Regions from separate parts of the Homo sapiens genome. Here region 1 is linked to region 2. A link is a loop called in an ENCODE intact Hi-C map of the cell type or tissue named here. Cell type or tissue: Calu3. All regions are shown on one strand. Region 1 overlaps LOC105369250 (a long non-coding RNA gene). Region 2 has its middle 90 kb from the start of HMX1.

What was found. Peaks named below come from ENCODE experiments on the same cell type or tissue, not always from the same donor. Only the 100,000 strongest peaks of a DNase experiment are listed, where the experiment ranks them.
Region 1: a loop joins it to region 2, with 13 times the contacts of the local background. A loop is called at or near these places in 5 of 110 quality-filtered maps.

The regions. Positions count from the first base shown.
Region 1 is chr4:9,122,244-9,124,743 of GRCh38, forward strand. The region is part of intron 2 of LOC105369250 (a long non-coding RNA gene); the gene reads right to left. It also overlaps the pseudogene ENPP7P10. Among named protein-coding and RNA genes, the nearest start is that of FAM90A26, 47 kb to the right of the region's middle. In Calu3, CTCF peaks have their summits at 1,476 (motif pointing left) and 1,689; a DNase peak (open chromatin) is centred at 1,488.
Region 2 is chr4:8,960,131-8,962,630 of GRCh38, forward strand. It overlaps the pseudogene UNC93B8. Among named protein-coding and RNA genes, the nearest start is that of HMX1, 90 kb to the left of the region's middle. In Calu3, no CTCF peak of the experiment used is centred here; a DNase peak (open chromatin) is centred at 1,431.

The DNA of each region.
Region 1 (2,500 bases), 160 kb after region 2:
GCTGAGGTGAATTAGTACAAGAGGAAAGCCTCTTGCATTTGAGATGGAGGAAGACCACTGTCTCCTGCCTGCCCCTGGGAACTCAAAGTCTCGGTGTAAAACCCGATTGTGCATTTGTTCAAGTCTTAGATAGGAGAAAAGCTGCCCTGTGACAGGAGGCGAGACATGTTTGCAGCAATGCTGCCTTGTTATTCTTTACACCACTGAGATGTTTGGGTGGAGAGAAACATAAATCTGGCTTACGTACACGTCCAGGCATAGTACCTTCCCTTGAACTTATTTATGATATAGATTCTTTGGCTCACATGTTTTTTGTTGACCTCCTTATTATCACCCTGCTCTCCTATTACATTCCTTTTTGCTGAAATAATGAAAATCATAATCAATAAAAACTGAGGGAACTCAGAGCCCGGTGCCGGTGCATGTCCTTGGTGTGCTGAGTGCCGGTCCCCTGGACCCACTGTTGTTTCTCTATACTTTGTCTCTGTGTCTTATTTCTTTTCTCCGTCTCTCATCCCACCCGACTAGAAATACCCACAGGTGTGGAGGGGCAGGCCACCCCTTCATCTGGAGCCCAGCTTGGGGCCCTTCTGTAGGGTGAAGGTACTCTAAGAACGTGAGCATTGAGGACAGCCGACGAGAGATTCCCTAGTACGTCCACAGTCAGCCTTGTGGTTAGCTTGTGCGCTCAGAGGAATCCAGGGTAACAATGGGGCAAACTGAAAGTAAATATGCTTCTTATCTCAGCTTCATTAAAATTATCTTAAGAAGAGGGGGAGTTAAAGCTTCTACAGAAAATCTAGTTACGCTGTTTCAAACAATAGAACAATTCTGCCCATGGTTTCCAGAACAGGGAACTTAATATTTAAAAGATTGGGAAAAAATTGGCAAAGAACTAAAACAAGCAATTAGGGAAGGTAAAATCATCCCACTTACAGCATGGAATGATTGGGCCATTATTAAAGCAACTTTAGAACCATTTCAAATAGAAGAAGATAGCGTTTCAGTCTTTGATGCCTCTGAAAGCTGTGTAATAGATTGTGAAGAAGAGGCAGGAACAGAGTTTAAGAAAGGAATGGAAAGTACACATTGTAAAAATGCAGTAGAGCCTGTACTGGCTTGGTCAATGCAGAATGTTGACTATAATCAATTACAGGAGGTAATATATCCTGAATCATCAAAATTGGGAGAAGGAGGTCCAGAATTATTTGGGCCATCAGAGTTTAGACCACGATGGCCACCAACTCCTTCTCCCGCGGTTCAGATGCCTTTGATGTCACAATCTCAAATGCCAATCCAGGCACAGTATCCGCAATACCAGCCAGTAGAAAATAAAACCCAACCATCGGTAGTTTATCAACACAAGCCGTCAGCCGTATTTCAGTATCCGCCGTCTCCAGAGGTTCAGTATGGATCTCAGGCGGTGCGTCCTGTGCCAAATAGCAAGGCACTATATCAACAACCCAAGGCGATGGCGTTTGATCTTACAGTACCACCTAGTGGACAAGGTAGTGCACTGCATGAGACCATTGCTACAGCCAGAAAACAGGGAGATCTTGAGGCATGGCAATATCCGGGAATGTTACAAACAATGCCGGCCGGGAAAGGGAGTCAAGCAAGAGCGTCTGTCTGAACCAAGACTAGATATGAATCTATCACCATAAAAAAATTTAAAAGATATGAAGGAAGGAGTTAAACAATATGGACCTAACTCTCCTTATATGAGAACACTATTAGATTCCATTGCTCATGGAAATAGACTTATTTCTTATGATTGGGAAATTTTGGCTAAATCTTCCCTTTCACCCTCTCAGTATCTACAGTTTAAAACCTGGTGGAATGATGGGGTACAAGAACAGCTACGAAAAAATCAGGCTACTAATCCTGTTGCTTATATAGATGCAGACCAATTGCTAAGAACAGGTCCAAATTGGGGCACTACTAACCAACAATCAGTAATGAAAATCAGGCTATTGAACAACTAAGGGCTATTTGCCTCAGGGCCTGGGAAAAGATTCAGGACCCAGGAACCTCATGCCCTTCTTTTAGTTCAATCAGACAAGGCTCTAAAGAGCCATATCCAGACTTCGTGGCAAGGTTGCAAGATGCGGCTCAAAAATCCATTGCAGGTAATAACGCCCGAAAAGTTATTGTAGAAACAATGGCTTATCAAAACGCAAATCCAGAGTGTCAATCAGCCATAAAGCCATTAAGAGAAAAGGTTTCAGCAGGAGTTGATGTAATTACAGAATATGTGAAGGCTTGTGATGGGATTGGAGGAGCTATGCATAAGGCAATGCTATTGGCTCAAGCAATTACAGGGGTTGCTTTAGGAGGACAAGTTAAAACATTTGGGGGAAAATGTTATAATTGTGGTCAAATCGGTCATCTAAAAAAGAATTGCCCAGGCTTAAATAAACAGAGCAAAAAAAAAAAAAATAGAGCCACCTGGCCTGTGTCCAAGATGTGGAAAAGGAAAACACTGGGCTAAGGAATGTCG
Region 2 (2,500 bases):
CAGGTGTGGGGGTTCCACGCCATGGACATTCCATTAATACCCCATGGTGGGCACAGGGCCCCATCAACACTGGAGCATCAGTGTGAAATCTCGTGGCTACAGGGGGCAGGTGTGGGGCTCTGTGGACACCCCTTAGGGACGGTATGAAAAACACATCAGGGATTCTTCCTTTTCATACCAGGGGACAGGGCTTACCCTGGCATATTTTTCATGACACTTGGAGCAGATGTTTTGGTCTCTGCCTCACAGAGCATGTGGTAGGAGCAAGTGGCCTGTTGTACATCCACGGCATAGATACAGACATGGGCCTTTGTATAGAGAGGAGCAGGCCTGCAGCCCCAACCCAGTCTGCTCAGTACCAGAGTCCAGGCCCCAGGTCTGGGCTGCTGGGGAACAGGGCCCTGTTTGCAGAAGGCAGCGGGTGGGCCCATGTTCAGCTCCAGGATGCTCCCTGCCCACAGATGGGCACATGCAGTGACACACAGCTAGCACACATGGGCACAGTCCTGCAGGGCATCCATGTCAGTGTCTGTTCTGATGGGCCGAAACTAAGAACAGTTTTGAACGTCATCCTTGGGGGTGTGGAGTGGCAGAGGTCATGCCTGCTCCTGGCAGGGCAGAGGGTGGCTCGGTGTCTCTGTCTGTAGCAGGGGCTGGAGCCTCATACTGCACCACAGTCTCTTGGCCGTTTTGCCCAAGGATAGTCAATTCTGGGCAGAGTCCATCCTGGGTATCTTGGACCCATGTTGTGCCCTGTCTGGTCATGGCATCCCCTCTGCCCAGCTCCATATCCCATCTCCTCCGGTGAACCCTGGGGGATCCTTGTCTCTTCATAGCAGCACTGTGGGGGTAAAGTCACCCTGCAGGGCCCCAAGACAGGAGTGTTCATGTCCTGAGTGCCTGGTGAAGGTGTTAATAGTGGCCCCTATGATTTGGCAGGTGCCATGCCCACTTTCTCACTTTAGAACTTCAGAACACAGCACACAATAGGCATAGGCTCATCTCACCATTGGGAAAAGCAGCTCTGGGGAGTTAAGTACCCAAATCACCCACAGAGCCAACGTTACAGTCCTGAGAACGAGTGTGCATCTTCTGACTCCCAATGCATTACTCTTGTTGCCCACCCTGGGAGGACTCACTGGAAAGGAAGCCCCCTCTCCATGCTTAGCTTCAGGTTTGATTTGCAGAGTTGGCAGCTGCAAACAGTTCGATCTCTCTAGTCCAGGCTGAGAAAGAGAAACAGCGCCTGCAAGCTTGGTACTGCACACCTGGGGTTGGGGACAGGACATGACTAAGCACAGAGCTTTCTTCTTTTGAGGCCACGCATGTGGTGCGGAGCGGGACCACCTGCATCCACACAACCCGGCACACCTGCTCCTACTTCTGCTTAGCGTGTGAGCAGCGTGGTGACCAGGGTCTCCACCAGGGGGCAGGCCAGGACCAGCTTACAGCACTTTCTAGGCGCTCTCTGGTCCCGGGCTGGGACACATACAGGGCTTAGTAAAGTTCGTAGATGGTAGCTAGGCAGCCCCAGGCCCCAGGTGACACCTCTCCCCTGACTGCCCTGTACTGCCTGCCTGCAGCACTCCTGGGAATCTTGTACGAAGACAAGGAGAGACAGGACTTCATCTTCACCATCTACCACTGGTGGCAGGCTGTGGCCATCTTCACCGTGTACCTGGGCTCGAGCCTGCACATGAAGGTGAGACTGGGCAGGGTTGGGGGCCCCATGCCCAATGACAGGTATTTCCTTAGCCCCTGCCCTGGCTTCACAGCTTCCTAAACGCCACCCCTTCCCAAGCCAGTCTCTGGGCCAAGGCCCCATTCCTGCAGCCCACTGGGTGGCCCCCAACTCAGCACCCCACTTACTGGCCCACCTCCAGCCAGTCTCAGTTTGCCCACCTCTGAGGGGATTTGTGGGTGCATCACAGCCATCCTGTGGGCTGTTTGGTACCCTGTTGTCCAGATGTTGCGTCTGTCTCCCTTCATGTCCTGAACGGGAGCAGGCTTCTCATGCTCTGCTCCCAAAAGATGGTGGCTCGGTCTAGCAAGTCCCAGTTGCTAAACATTTTTTAAAAATAGAACTAAAGGCCGGGCACGGTGGCTCACGCCTGTAATCCCAGCACTTTGGGAGGCCGAGGCAAGTAGATTGCCTGAGGTAGGGAGTTTGAAACCAGCCTGACCGACATGGTGAAACCTCGTCTCTTCTAAAAATACAAAAATTAGCTGGGCGTGGTGGCAGGTGGCTGTAATCACAGCTACTCAGGAGGCTGAGGCAGGAGAATCGCTTGAACTGGGAGGCGGAGGTTGCAGTTAGCCGAGACGGGGCCTTGGCACTCCATCCAGCCTAAGCAACAAGAGCGAAAATCCATCTCAAAATAAAAATAAAAATAAAAATAAAAATAAAAATAGAACTAAAAATAGCAGGGAGTGGGCTGGGAGCAGTGGCTCATGCCTATAATCCCAGCATTTTGAGACGCTGAGGTGGGGGTATCACCTG